Regions from separate parts of the Homo sapiens genome. Here all the other regions are linked to region 2. The links are chromatin contacts, found by Hi-C or POLR2A ChIA-PET in ENCODE. All regions are on one chromosome and are shown on one strand. Each heading gives the region's core, a stretch centred on a gene start or an enhancer-like site at or near the end of the contact. The rest is flanking DNA. Distances are from core to core; before and after follow the strand shown. Region 1 holds the start of ZNF787 (zinc finger protein 787). Region 2 holds the start of JOSD2 (Josephin domain containing 2). Region 3 holds the start of U2AF2 (U2 small nuclear RNA auxiliary factor 2).

Region 1 (4,533 bases), core at 1,188-3,687, 5.6 Mb after region 2:
GTTGCTGGTGGCCTTGAGCTGTGACCCCTGCCATTCCCTGCCCAGAGCCCACTGTCATCCTCCCTTAAGTACCAGGTTCCTGGTAGCCAATCCTTCCTCTCTATCTTTCAAGACACAATACCTCCCCTGCACCACACACCCCTCCCTCAAGGTCAGAGCTCCCGGGAGCACTCTGGCAAATCTCCCCACCCCTCTGCCCAGTGTGAATGGGTCTCAGCTGCTCTGGGACAGGGACTGTATGATTCCTGCCAGGCTGCCCAGCACGGAGCACCACTCTACCTTGTGCTTGCACAGAAGGGCCTTGAGATCCCTCTCTTCACCCAGGCTGGGCCAGGCACCTCATCTGGGCCCTCACAGGACAGTGCTGTGCCAAGACCATGTGTGACCTCATGCCCAGCACAGGGCCTGGCCTGTGCAGCCGCCTGGATGGATTACATTTACTCAGGGAATTGTGAACTTGCTCTCGTTTTTAGACAACTGAAGGGAAATTGAACCTGGGAAAAGGGAAGTGACATGTCCAAGGTCACAGAAGTGGAAGAGACAGTGCCAAGGCCAAGGCCCAGGAAAGGGCCTGGCTCCAGAGCCCTTTCCATTTACTTTACACCCATCTGTTGAGGTCTGCTCTGGCTCTAAAATGAAAGCATTAAGAGCCTTCCCGCTGAGGTCAATACTATTATTACCACTCCCACTCTGTCCTGGTGGAAAGTAAGGCACTGAAGTTACTCGTCTAAGGCCACGAAGGTGAGTGGTGGGGCTGGGACTTGAACCCAGGCCTGCCCAGTCCCAGAGCTCTTGGGGAATACAACCCAGTGCCTGCACACACTCTGGCAGTGCACCAGGGAGGGGCCAGGCCGGGTGCCCGGATGGATGGATAAGACATGAGATAAGCAAGCAGGAATCTGATCTGGATGTTCTCTGAGGCCGTGCGTGGCCGGAGGACCACAGGGACTGCGCAGAGGCAGGCAGGTGAATGTCAGCAGCGTTTAGCCAAAGAGGCTTACGGTCTTCAGAGGAGCTAAGCCAGGATCAACGCAACTGTGCTTCCCGGCGCTGGGGTCAATCGGATCCCCAGATGGGTTCTAAGCACTGCGCAACATGGGACCTGGGAGCAGGACACCGCAAAGAGCAGACCAAGCCATTCCTTCCCTAAAGCCCTGACCATCCCCCGGACTGGGCTGGGTCAAAATGCCTTCCCTGGCTCCCACAGCCCCCAGACCTCTCCATCAGGGGTCTGGTCACCTTGGATGGCGACTCTGTCGCCCGGGTCTCAGTCTCTGCCTTCCACCCAGACTCCAAGCCCTTGTTCATCTCCCTGCTCCCTGTCTCTAGTGCCCGGCACAGGGCCTGGCACTGGAAAAACTTCTGCCTCCACTCACTCCTGCCTTCTGTGTCTGTGGGTCACTTTTCTGTGCGACTCTGCAGGTCCCAGAGCACTCATCCACATGAATTGGGGTCAGCTCCCTGGACTGGGGGTCGGGGTGGGGTGTCAGGAGGGCGGGGCTCCACTCTGATCCACTCGGCACAGGGGAGGGAGGCCTCAGGAGTCGCCACCCGATCCAGTCCCCGCCTTCGCCCTGCCCCGTGGGCCACGCGGTGGCTGACCTTGGCCCAGTCACTTCCCCCGCTGGGGACGCGCTTCCTCCCCGCCTGCCGAGCAAGGACGAATGAATGGGCCTCCTGCCGGCCAGAATCCCCGTAATTACCCGCCTGATCAAAGGCCACGCGCAGCCCGCCCGGGGCAGCAACGGGACCCGGGCTGACTCGAAAAGGGGAAGGAAGGGCTGGGGGGGCCGAGGGCTGAGACCGTGCCCTCGGGGCCGCGGTATCCGGCCAGGCCAGCCCAACCGCGCGGCCCCTTCCCCCACCTGGGCCTCAACTTCCCCCCGAAGTCGCCACCACTTCCGGCCACGACCGGCGGAGTTGGAACTTCGGGGGGACGGACAGCGGCCCCACCCCCGACGGCCCGCAGCAGAGGGACCCCCACCGAGGCCCCCGCTCCTGCCCCCGCCACGCGCACGCGCGCGCCCTGGACCCGGACCCGCGCACGCGCACCCCCCCTCCAGCCCCGCTCGCCGCCCGCGGGCCGCCCGGGCGCGCGTCCCCTCCCACAGCTCTTCGGCGCGCACGCGCACTCCCCCCGCCCGCGTCACCCCGGCCGCGCGCCCACTCACGCCCCCCCAGCAGCGCGCACGCGCGCCCGCCGCCCAGTCGCGCTCGCCCTCCAGTCTCCCCACCCACCCCCAGCCCAAGCCCAGCTTCCCGAAGCGCGCGCCCACCTGGCCCCCAGCGCACGGCCCCCGCCCCCACCCCTCACCTCCTTGGTCCCGGGGCCGCCGCGCCGCACTCCTCCTCCTCTCTCCTGCCTCGCGGATGGTGGCAGCGGCGGCAGCGGCGACTCAGACCCTGGGGTCAGGGGGACGGGCGCCCAGGCCGGAAGTGACCTTCCCGGCCGCTTCCGCCCGCGCCGCTCCCCCCCTTCTCCCTACTCCCTGCCCCCCGGGCCGCCACCCTGTCCTCGCCGCTCTAGGAAGGCGAGCCCGCTATCCCGGCCACCGCCCCCAGCTCTGTGGTGCCCGGCGGGCGCCTGAGGGAGCCACTTCCGGAAGTGTCTAGGACGCAGGTCCTCCGTCCATGCTCTATGGCGCCCCGCGCCGAGGGGCTTCGGCCCCGCCCCCTTCCCGGACAGGAGGTGCGGGCTGGGCCCGTTAGGCGGAGACTTCCGGGTGTCTAGGGCGGTGCCCCCCCGACAACCCGGGCTCCTCGCGCCTGCGCGGCCGGGTCCCCGGGCCCGCCGTGAGGAGAGTGAAGTGGTGGAGAGGGACGCTCGTGCCACCCCGGGTCCTCCTACCGTCTCTATCATGGTAACCCCTTCTCTGCCGCTGCACCTCCCAGTGGCCCGAGTCCAGGTGCCTTAGTTACTGGACAGAGACCCCGGGTTCCTTAGTTACTGGACAGAGAGTGCTGCGCTTCAGGTGCCATGGCCTCAGTTTCCTCCTTTCTGAAGTGATGAAAATACATTGTGCGCCTCCAAGTGCTTCACACGCACTAGGTCCTAGTCCTAACTAGGGCCTCATGGTAGGTCCTATCCCTATGTTGCAGGTGAGGAGTCAAATCACCTACCAAAAGTCACACACCCGGAATGCCAGAGCCTCGGCCCGAACCCATGGAGTTTGGCTCTAAATTCGTGTATTTAACCCTTGACTGTACACACTGCCTCGTGTCATAGCCCTGAGAATCCACTACTTCCCCCGCGTTAGGTAGGCACCTAGTAAGGACGCACTGGGTGTTAGCTGTTACTGTTGGTATTCTTGCAAAAAACACATATTTTAAAATAATTGTCCAAACCATAGTGTCCTTGTAGGCTGGTCCTTCTGGTCCTTCCTCTGTTCTGTACTTGGCTGACTCTCACCTAAGTGGCAGATGACTTATCGCTTATAATTGTTATCATCCTCACTGGTAGTCAGAAAAGATAAGAAGCTATAATTCACTGGTGGAATAACACCTTTCTCAGCCTCAATTTCTCATCTGTGGAATGGGAAAAAATAAGATAACCTGCAAGGTAATATGTGTAAGAGCTGCTTAGTTCAATACCTGGCCCATAGTAAGTTCACAAAAATGATGGTGGTTATTATTACCTATTAGCAGTGTTACATATAAGTCTATTGTTGTGGCCACTGTATACCCTCAAAGCTCAGTGAGCATCAATCATAAGATGTATATTATTGATTTAATAACATCTTTCCATGGGGTGGGGTGAACAGTGCTGTGTTAACTGTGTGTGTCAATAGGAGGATATCTGTGTCCCTCCTTCAGAAATATCACAAAGGTAAATTTTTAAATATATCTTAGAACAGAAGGAAGTGTGGCCGGGTGCAGTGGCTGACACCTGTAAATCTCAACACTTTGGGAGGCAGAGGCAGACGTCAGGAGGTCAGGAATTCGAGACTACCCTGGCCAACATAGTGAAACCCCATATCTATTAAAAATACAAAAATTAGCTGGGCGTGGTGGCGGACACCTGTAATCCCAGCTACTCGGGAGGCTGAGGCAGGAGAATGGCTTGAACCTGGGAGGCAGAGGTTGCAGTGAGCTGAGATCGCACCACTGCACTCTTGCCTGGGCGATGGAATGGGACTCCGTCTCAAAAAAAAAAAAAAAAAAAAGAGAGTGAAGTGCTATCATAACAGCAATAGAAACAAATTATTAGGGTACAAACTCTACACGAGGAAACCTGTTTATAAGAAAAGTCATGTGCTTGTGCTCCTCTGAATCAGATCATTCAGTGGGTGTCCTGCAGTGACCTGGTTGTTGGGAGGGACAGCCTCCTCCCTCTCCAGCCCATTCCCCTTCTTCGCTGGTCAAATTGACAACGGCAAGATCGAGAACAGCTCATTGGCACACCAGATGGAAGCCAACACTGAGGATGGAGGAGAAACAAGACACAGGGAGCCAGCTAGACACTGGATGGCTTCGTGAAAGAGGCTCCGTGCCAGCTGAGATTTTATGTGAGAGAAATCACTTTCTAACTCACTG
Region 2 (4,354 bases), core at 1,711-4,210:
CAGATGTCACGTCCTCTGAGAGGAGCCTCCTGACCTCCAGGCTGGATCGGGGCCCTGTCTGGGCTCCCCCAGTGAACTGAGCCACCTCAACGATGACAGCTGCCCGCATCACCCTGATTTAACACTGCTTGCTTCTCCCACGGGGTTGCCCTCACCCCTCCCCTGCTCACAGCCCACTCTGCTGCCTCATTTCCCCCAGGACAGAGTCCCACAAGGCCCTGCGTGGTCTGGCTCTGGTGGCCTCACCTCAGAGCCTCAGCACCCTCCTTCCTGGTCCCCTGTCCCCAGCCACATCCCCGGTGCCCACCGCCTCCCGCCCCACCCCCGCCAACCTTTCCTCCAGCTCTTCCCCTGCCTAGGAAGGCTCTTCCGCCTGTCACCACTTGTCTCTGGGCCCTGCCTCTGAACAGCTGCACCTCTGTTCCCTATCTGGACCCTGGGCAGGCAGGACATGGGAGGAAAACGCTCGTGTGTGTGTGTGTGTGTGTGTGTGTGTGTGTGTGTGTGTGTTTCCCTCACCACCCTTAGGCTGGCACTTGTGTCTGAGTCATCTCAGGGTCTCCAGCATGGCTTTTGTATGAAAGAGCTGATGGGTCCTTGTTGCGAATGATAGAGGAGATGACTAAATACCATAATAATCAGTCTGAGGGGCTGGGACTCTTAAGATGTCCGAGAGCCGGAGGAGGCTTGGAGCAAGAGGCAGGGGAGGCAGGGCCATCTCCAGGTGTAGAAAGACTCTCTAGGATCAAGTGGGGACTGAAGGCAGGGACAGACTGGAGGCCATGGGCAGGCTGGGCAGGAGAGGGTCAGGCCTGAGCTGGGGCCAGGGACATGGGGACAGAGAGGAGGGAGTGAGAGATGGTAAAGGAGTGATTTTTTTTTTTTTTTTTTTTGAGACAGTCTTGCTCTGTTGCCCGGCTCACTGAAACCTCTGTCTCCCAGCTTCAAGCAATTCTCCCACCTTAGCCTCCAGAGTAGCTGGGACTACAGACATGTGCCACCACGCCCAGCTAATTTTATTTTTTATTTATTTTTATTTTTTAGTAGAGACGGGGTTTCGCCCTGTTGGCCAGGCTGGTCTGGAATTCCTGACCTCAAGTGATCCACCCGCCTCAGCCTCCCAAAGTGTTGGGATTACAGGTGTGAGCCACTGCGCCCGGCCAAAGAGTGATGTTGGACATTGTGAATAGTGAAGAGGAACATTCCATGCTGGCAGAGAAGGAAGCCATGCCGGGCAGAAAGAAGTACCTGGAAGCCCAGAGGCCGCACAGAAGGGCTCACGGGAGTGGAGAGTCTGGTTTGAGGGGGGCCGTGAGGGCTGAAGATGCGGAGGCAGGCTCGGCCTCCGCTATGAGGAGGGCCCTGAGTAGGGCGGGGGCGTGTTTAGGATGGACTGGAGAGCTGTGACAGGGCCCAGATAAGAGATGCCTGAAGCTGGGTGAGCCTGTAATCCCAGCTACTGGGGAGGCTGAGGTGGGAGGATCACTTAAGCTCAGGAGTTCAAGACCAGCCAGACCTTGTCTCTAAAGAAAGAACCACTGGGCCGGGTGCAGTGGCTCACGCCTGTAATCCTAGCACTTTGGGAGGCCGAGGCGGGTGGATCACGAGGTCAGGAGATTGAGACCATCCCGGCTAACATGGTGAAACCCCGTCTCTACTAAAAATACAAAAAATTAGCCGGGCGTGGTGGCGGGTGCCTGTAGTCCCAGCTACTCGGGAGGCTGAGGCAGGAGAATGGCATGAACCCGGGAGGCCGAGCTCGCAGTGAGCGAGATCGCGCAACTGCACTCCAGCCTGGGCAACAGAGTGAGACTCAGTCTCAAAAAAAAAAAAAAAAGAAAGAACCACTGGATTGAGGTCTGGCTGGGGCTGAGGCCACAGGGACAGACAGGCACAGGAGGCAACATCTCCCCAGAGTCCCAGCGTCTAGCTTAGGCAAGTGAGCGCGGAGCAGAAGAAAGCCCCCAAGGCTCAGCGCCTGCCTGGCGGCGAGACCCAGGTGGGTCACTCCGCCAGAGCTCTGCTGCTCCAGGGGCTGGGGTGGGTGACGGTCACCTCTTGCAGATCTCATCGGCAGCCTCCTGGCTAAAGAGCTGCTGCTGCAGAACGTTGTTGAGGGCGTGGACAGCACACAGCTCCAGGCGCTGCCGTTCGTGGTACACGGTGGGTGGGCTCGGCTGTGCTCCCGGGGCCTGGGACATGCCGTCCTCGGCTCCTGCTGGGGGTTGGGAGGGGGAGAAGGTCCTCAGGGGCCCGGGATCTAGAGGTCCAGCCTCCCAGCAGGCCTTTGGGGCATCGCCATTGATTGAGCTGGGACTCGGAGCAGCCCAGGAAGACACTGGGCCCCTGACCCCGCTCCCTGGCAGTCTCCTGGCAGCACACGTCCCTCCATCCCTTATTCCTATTCCTACGAAAAACGCTGTCTCTTCTGCTCCCCTAGCAACAGAAAACCACCCTCACCAGGTCTCTAAGTAAAAGGGTCCCTATCATGGTCACCTAGCAACAGAGGAACCTGCCTCCCCGTCCCTAGGTAACCAGGGCGCTCTGTGGTTACCTAGCAACAAAGCCCCCTCCCCACCGCACTAGGTAACAAAGTCTGTCCTCCGAGCACCTAGCAATAGAGAATCCTCCTCCCCTGTCTCTAGGTGATAGGGTCCCCTCTGGTCTCCTAGCAACAGAAGACTCCCCTTCCCCGGTCATGTAGCAGCGAGGCTCTCTGCTCTTGTCACCTGGCAACGGGGCCCCCTCCCCAGTCACTAAGCAACAGGAGTTCCTCTTCCTATCACCCAGCAACCAGGCCCCCTCCCCGGACACCAAGGAATGGAGCCCTTCGCCGACCCGCACCCCAGCCACGGCGCTCGCCCTTTGCCTGGCAACGCCCCTCACCCCGCCTGCCTCTCCGCTCCACCGAGCCAGGGGTTTCCGCATCCCCTTCCTGGGCGGCGGCTCTGGGCTCCGAGTGCGGGGCGGGCAACACCGCGCTGACTGGGCAGGCGGGACGGACTACAGCTCCCGGTGATCCCCGCGCGCCGGACTACGACTCCCGTGGGGCCCCGCGGGACTCCTGCTCCACACGGAACGCCCGGGCCGCGTGGCCCTGAAGTCGGCCGTCGGGCCTAGGAAATGCCGCACTACAACTTCCGTCGGGCTCCGCGGCAGGTCCCGGAAGTGCGCCTCAGAGGCCCTTCTTTCGCATACGGCCGCGCCCACTACTGCTCAGAGATTCTAGGAAACTTAGTAGGTAGGCTCTCGCGATAGCTTCCTGGCGCCGCGCTCTCATGGGTGCTCGCCCCCGGCGATGGCGTCATGCGCGGTGCGCAGACGCAGCGTGACGTCACACAAGGGAAAGGGATCAGAGACGCCAGGCGGTGCGGGGGGAGGCAGCGGTGATCTTTACTGAGTCAGAAGGGAGACCCTGGGGAAGTGGGGCAGGGCAGGGGTGGGATGGTGGTGGTGAGAGGCCAGGCAGATGATCTTGTCTCGGGAGGGAGGAGGCTTCTCAGCAGAGATGGATCCCCGGCCTGGAGGGGAGCTGGCAGCAGGCTGCGGGGAGAGGGGAATGAGCGAATGAGACAGAGGAGAGATGAGGAGACAGACGCCTGGGGGAGGCAGTGGTGGGAGGAGGGGACAGGGCAGGGGGGCGGTGGAGGAAGACCCGGAGAGAGCGGGACAGAGCCCTGGGGGTGGACAGAGACAGAGAGAGTCTCGATCAGAGGCGGGCACAAATGGAGACATCTACAGTGCCAGGATTCAAAGTCATGGAGAGAGGTTAAGGAAATAAAGGTCAGAAAGAAAGAAAGGTCAACAAATACAGAACCAGAACTGCAGAACTAGTGAGAGCCCGGGACCCCCAAGCTCTGCAGAACACAGGAGCCCAGGGCCGGGGGAGAGGGGCCTGGCCGCACCCAGGAGGCTCTGCCAGAAGGCCGTGACGGTGGCGGAGCCGGTGACCGCGCCTGGCTCGGCAGGGTTCTCTCTGCGGGTGTGCACAGCAAAGCTTCGGCCCGTGGGGCCCCGGGGTCCGCTCAGCTCTACATCCACCACGTGCATGTCCGTGAGGCTGGGACAAGAGGGGCAGTCAGTCTGGAGAGCCTGGACTCAGCCCAACACCCTGCTTAGCTCTGCTCACCTGGTATCAGCCACGAGCACCCCAATCACCCCATCGAAGCCCAGGCTGGGGGCAGCCAGGGCAGCCGCCGCCATGGTGTTGGAATTTCGCGGGGCAAAGGGGCAGAGCCCACGGACAGGGCCTTCGTAGAGCACAGTGCAAGGCCCAGGGCTGTGGGCTGCAGCCAGGGGTCCCTCAAGCCGGAAGCCATCGGGGTGTGTGGCCATGGTGACACGAAGGCTCTGG
Region 3 (4,394 bases), core at 1,426-3,925, 5.1 Mb after region 2:
CCTTCCCGTGTCCGCCCCCTCAGTCTTGTGCCCTGCCCCTCACTTTCGTGTCCCCGCCTCCACCCCTCAGTGAAGGACGCCGACGGGGTCCTCTGCCGGTACAAGAAGATCCTGGGCACCTTCCAGAAGCTCAAGAGCATGTCGCGGGCCTTCGAGCACCACCGCGTGGACAGGAACACCGTGGCGCTGACCACGCCCATCGCCGAGCTGCTCATTGTGGCCCCCGAGAAGCTGGCCGAGGTGGGCGAGTTCGACCCCTCCAAGGAGCGCCTGCTCGAGTACTCCCGCCGCTGCTTTCTGGCCCTGGACGACGAGACGCTCAAGAAGGTGCAGGCGCTCAAGAAGAGCAAGCTGCTGCTGCCCATCACCTACCGCTTCAAGCGGTGATCGCACCACGCCTCCGCGCCTCCACCCGGGCCTTCCTCCCCCGTGGACCCCGGTGGATGACCTGCCCCTCTCCCCGCCGCGCCCCTGCCCCTCCTCCTCGCTCCCTGGGTTGGGGGCTCCCTTAGCCGGGCCCCCAAGCGCGACGGCCCCGGACCGGCCGCGGCCCCTTCCCGAACGCCGGCACCCCCTTCCGCTTGGGCTGCCCAGCCCTGTCCTCGCCGGGCCCCTTCCTCCTGGAAAACCAGGCAGGCGGGTGCCCCCCCCTCGAGTGGGGGACTGTACAGACCCCGTCTCCGCCCTGGCCCCGCGGAGGAGCTGCCCACCTGATTCCCGGACAGACCTCCCCAACTCCGCGTGAGACAGAGAATTATTCAGATAATTTAAATTAAAAAACGACGTGAAAATTTGGAATAAACTTGGCCTCAGCCTCTTCCTAGGAGGGGGACGTGCCTGGGAGGGGGCGGCCGTCGCCCCGAAGACGGTGACGGGGTTGCGGGGGCTTCCAAGGGGGTGGGTGGTCAGGCGGGAGGACGGGTAGGATACGGTGTAATTAGCCCCCCGGAGGCAGAGATGGAGAGTGAAGCAGCTGCGCCCCAGAAAACTCGGAGGCAGAGCTCGGGAAAAGAAGCGCGGACACAGCCGGGCGCGGTGGCTCACGCCTGTAATCCCAGCACTTTGGGAGGCCGAGGCAGGCGGATCACGAGTTCAGGAGATCGAGACCATCCTGGCTAACACGGTGAAACCCCGTCTCTACTAAAAATACAAAAAATTAGCCAGGTGTGGTGGCGGGCGCCTGTAGTCCCAGCTACTTGGAAGGCTGAGGCAGGAGAATCGCTTGAACCCGGCAGGCGAAGGTTCCAGTGAGCCGAGATCGCGCCACTGCACTCCAGCCTGGGCGACAGAGACTCCGTCTCAAAAAAAAAAAAAAAAAAGTAAAAAGAAGCGTGGACACTACCCGCTGGGCTACCCAGACCGGAGCGCGGCGCGAGAGGCGTGAGTCGATGACCTCTAGCGAGGGAGGCCACCTAGCGGCCAGGCCAAGTCTGGAGGATACTTCCGTTGGGCCGCCAGGGGGCAGTAACGCCAGATCATCTGTCTCCCGGAAGTAATGCCAGATGATCCGTCTGCCGCGCCTGCGCGGCGGGAAGAGCCGGAGCGCGTTGATGTGGTTGCCGAGACAACCAAGAGGGTGGCCGGATTTAACGGCTGGGGATTAAGCACTTTCACCGTTGTAAGGGAAATCTCGCGCACGCGCAATGGGGACTGAAACCTGGTCCCCGCAACCCCCTTCACGGGAGCAGTGGGAGAGCGCGCCACAGAACGACTTTTACGCAGGCGCAGAAGCCTGTTTCCCCTCACCCGCGGCTTCCACCCTGCGCAGGCGCAAAAAGCCGCGCTGGCAACCTCCGCAGCGGTCGCGCGCACCCTTCATCCCTCTTGCTGCTTTTGTCTGGCACAACCTTCTCAGGCCCTCCGCGAGGCCGGCCCTTTTTTTCTTTCACTTTCCCCACCCGGAGAGCCAGGTGCCGAGAACTAGGACCTCGTCCCCTTCTCTATCCCTTCCCCTGATCCATCTCGTCTCTGTTCTCCTTCCCTTTTCCGTTCCCGAAGCCGGAAGGAGCCGAGGTACCCACGGAAAAAGTCGAAGCTGTCCCCGGAGAGTGAGGCCTTCACGAAGCGGTGGCGGAAGGAGCCGAAGTTCTCTGATCGGAGGCGTGAGCAAGTGGCATCTCCGGAAAGAGCCGAAACACGGACTCGAGCTTAATCCCAGGAGGGGCCCGAGGGCGAGATCCGGAAATCTCCGGAAAGAGCCGAAGGCCGGGACGGTTAGGATTGTCGGAAGTGGCCGATTGCTTGGACAGGGCCGGCGGAGAAGATCGGAGCAAGTCCGTGGAAGAAGCCAAAGACTGGGACGGATTGAATTGTTGGAAGAACCCGAACTCGCAGAGGGGACTGGGCGCAGTGGCACACGAGGACACACGGAAACCTCCGAACGTTGAGGAGATAATCTCGGAAAAGTTACGGAAACCTGGGAAGTCGGCGAAACCCTACGTTCGGGTGTTTTCGGAAGCAGCCGAAGCGGCCGCCTGCTTCGCCTTCGTCCAGTATCCGGAGATAGCCGAGGCGCTTCGGAGCCAGGCTCGGGGGGAGGGGCAAGCTCGCGGGCGGGCGGGCGGGTGAGGGGGCGGAGCCCGGGCGGGGCGGGGAGGGCTGCCGGAGGCTTGATTAGGTAGGAGGTGGCGAAGCGCCGGCGGCGGCCGGAAGTAGCCGAAGCCAGCGGCGGAAGTAGCCGAAGCGGCTGGAGCGGGCGGCAAGGCGAGGCGAAAGCTGCACAGGGCCCTACGCGGCCGCCTCAGCATGTCGGACTTCGACGAGTTCGAGCGGCAGCTCAACGAGAATAAACAAGGTGAGGGCACCGGGGTCGCGGGGCGGAGGTGTGGGCGGCTCCTCGCGTCGCTCTTTGCCCCCCCGCCATTTTCTCCCTCGCTTCCCCCCACTTCACGGCCGCGCGGCGCCCCCCAACCCTGGTTCCGTGGCGCGCGCCTCGTTCACGTGACGTCCCCAGCGTTCCGCCGCGCGCTAGGCGAGGGGAAGGGGGCGGCGGGGCGCGGGCCCGTGACGCATGCGCACGGCGGCTGTCCCTGCGCCCCACGTGGTCCTGGCGGAGGTGGCGCGGGGGACGCGGCACGAGCGCGCCAGATGCCTCGACGTGAACTTTTGTTTTTTAAAATCTTTTTGGTTTCTCTGAAAAGGAGATTATGTTAGTCCCCGTAATCTCTTTTCTCCCGCTGCCTTGGCACTTCCGCTTCCGGTCGGGCCCACGGCAGCGTCTCCACGCCCCCTTTGTTTCCAAAATGGCGGTTGTGAGAACTTGGTGGGGGGGCCCCTTTCCTTCCTTCACGTGGATGAGGGCAGAGCCGTTTCGGCGGATGCTTGGAGGCCACGGGCCCCTCGCGTACCCCTTTTCCTTTTTGCTGATTTGCTCTGATCTCTCCCGCCAGGTGGTTTCTGCCCCGTCTGTTGGTAGTGGGGCGCCTCATATTAACGTGTTTGGCACATGTTGCCTAAAAGCATCTGCATTCTTTGAGTGTCCGCACGCACACATCCTGCATATGCGGGGCTTTTGGCGGTCCCGAGAATCGCGATATGGAGTGTTTGAGACAAACCTCAAATCATTTACAATCCCAATCTCAGGGCACCTGATAATACTCAGTCTCAGATCTCAATATAGAGATAAGAAAACAGGTTCTGAGGGAGGAAGAGGGATCTGGCCCACTGCGCTAAACTCTTCACTTACGGGGAAGGTGGGAGGCAGGTTCCCTTCAGGGTATCGAAAATTGTGATGGGTTAGAACAAAAAGCCTGGGGCCCTGATCTTAGGGATTCCAATAATATTAGAAGTGGGAGAGTTGTTAAGACGCTTTAAAAATCCTCCGTGTTTCAGTTTGTGAAGAAATACAGGACCAGGGAAGATTGGAGACTTGTTTCTTTTCAGGCTTCAGCTGCCCATGTTCCTAGCTCGTTCGGAGGACGAAATGAGGGCTGAGGAATTTTCCTTTGAACCCGGGCTAGAGTTGGGTAGGGGCTGTATTAGGAAACAGTGTCCTGGGGAAGCAATAACGTTTACTGAGGGTCTGACTCTGTCTTAGTTGATGGACTGCTCAAGAGCATAGGCTTTGGAGTTGAGCACATCAGGAAGTTTAGATACCTGCTTTGTCGTTTAGTAACTGCTTTTAATACGTTTATATATTTTTTTCCATTTGTAGACTGATTATTATTTTCTTGTTACCGGATTTTGAGAAGATTAAAAAGGATGATAGTAACGATAGATGTAGTTAAACTCTGAGCGCTTACCGTGTGCCAGGCTCTTCGCTAAACTCTTAGCATGTTTTACTAAGTGGATCCTTTTAACAGCCTTGTGAGGCCAAAATGATTTCCACCTCTACTGGGGAGGAAACTGAGGGCTCAGAAAAGTTAAAAACTTTCTCAGGGCTCAGCTAGTCAGAG

What was found. A loop is a pair of places that touch in the nucleus more often than their neighbours do. ChIA-PET counts read pairs that join two places held with the same protein, here RNA polymerase II (POLR2A). Pooled maps may share reads with other maps.
Region 1: a loop to region 2 is called in a map of ascending aorta, with 6 times the contacts of the local background. The contact joins the promoter of ZNF787 here to the promoter of JOSD2 in region 2. A Hi-C loop is called at or near these places in 2 of 168 maps with a recorded cell type or tissue (ascending aorta and naive thymus-derived CD4-positive, alpha-beta T cell) and 9 of 50 pooled maps.
Region 3: a loop to region 2 is called in a map of naive thymus-derived CD4-positive, alpha-beta T cell, with 31 times the contacts of the local background. The contact joins the promoter of U2AF2 here to the promoter of JOSD2 in region 2. A Hi-C loop is called at or near these places in 1 of 168 maps with a recorded cell type or tissue (naive thymus-derived CD4-positive, alpha-beta T cell) and 6 of 50 pooled maps. POLR2A ChIA-PET finds 5 or more read pairs at or near these places in 1 of 52 experiments (B cell).

What each region holds. Positions count from the first base shown.
Region 1 is chr19:56,118,858-56,123,390 of GRCh38, forward strand. It overlaps ZNF787 (zinc finger protein 787), which reads right to left and starts at 2,438. Exons shown (of 3, transcript NM_001002836.4): 1 at 2,315-2,438. It overlaps LOC124904772 (a long non-coding RNA gene), which reads left to right and starts at 2,753. Exons shown (of 2, transcript XR_007067348.1): 1 at 2,753-3,075. RefSeq lists enhancers at 1,483-1,777, 2,205-2,920 and silencers at 1,525-1,574, 1,655-1,974, 2,265-2,344, 2,355-2,474, 2,565-2,934.
Region 2 is chr19:50,508,231-50,512,584 of GRCh38, forward strand. JOSD2 (Josephin domain containing 2) reads right to left here and starts at 2,961. Exons shown (of 5, transcript NM_001270639.2): 1 at 2,887-2,961; 2 at 2,056-2,218. The coding sequence starts at 2,201. ASPDH (aspartate dehydrogenase domain containing) reads right to left here. Exons shown (of 7, transcript NM_001114598.2): 5 at 4,130-4,350; 6 at 3,906-4,060; 7 at 3,373-3,543. The coding sequence ends at 3,500. LOC124904747 (a long non-coding RNA gene) reads left to right here and starts at 3,188. Exons shown (of 3, transcript XR_007067300.1): 1 at 3,188-3,241. RefSeq lists enhancers at 1,634-2,141, 2,142-2,648, 3,143-3,262, 3,566-4,155 and a silencer at 2,813-2,942.
Region 3 is chr19:55,652,360-55,656,753 of GRCh38, forward strand. It overlaps U2AF2 (U2 small nuclear RNA auxiliary factor 2), which reads left to right and starts at 2,676. Exons shown (of 12, transcript NM_007279.3): 1 at 2,676-2,794. The coding sequence starts at 2,746. CCDC106 (coiled-coil domain containing 106) reads left to right here. Exons shown (of 5, transcript NM_001370470.1): 5 at 71-802. The coding sequence ends at 387. RefSeq lists enhancers at 1,802-2,471, 3,422-3,501 and silencers at 2,522-2,571, 2,662-2,711, 2,922-3,061.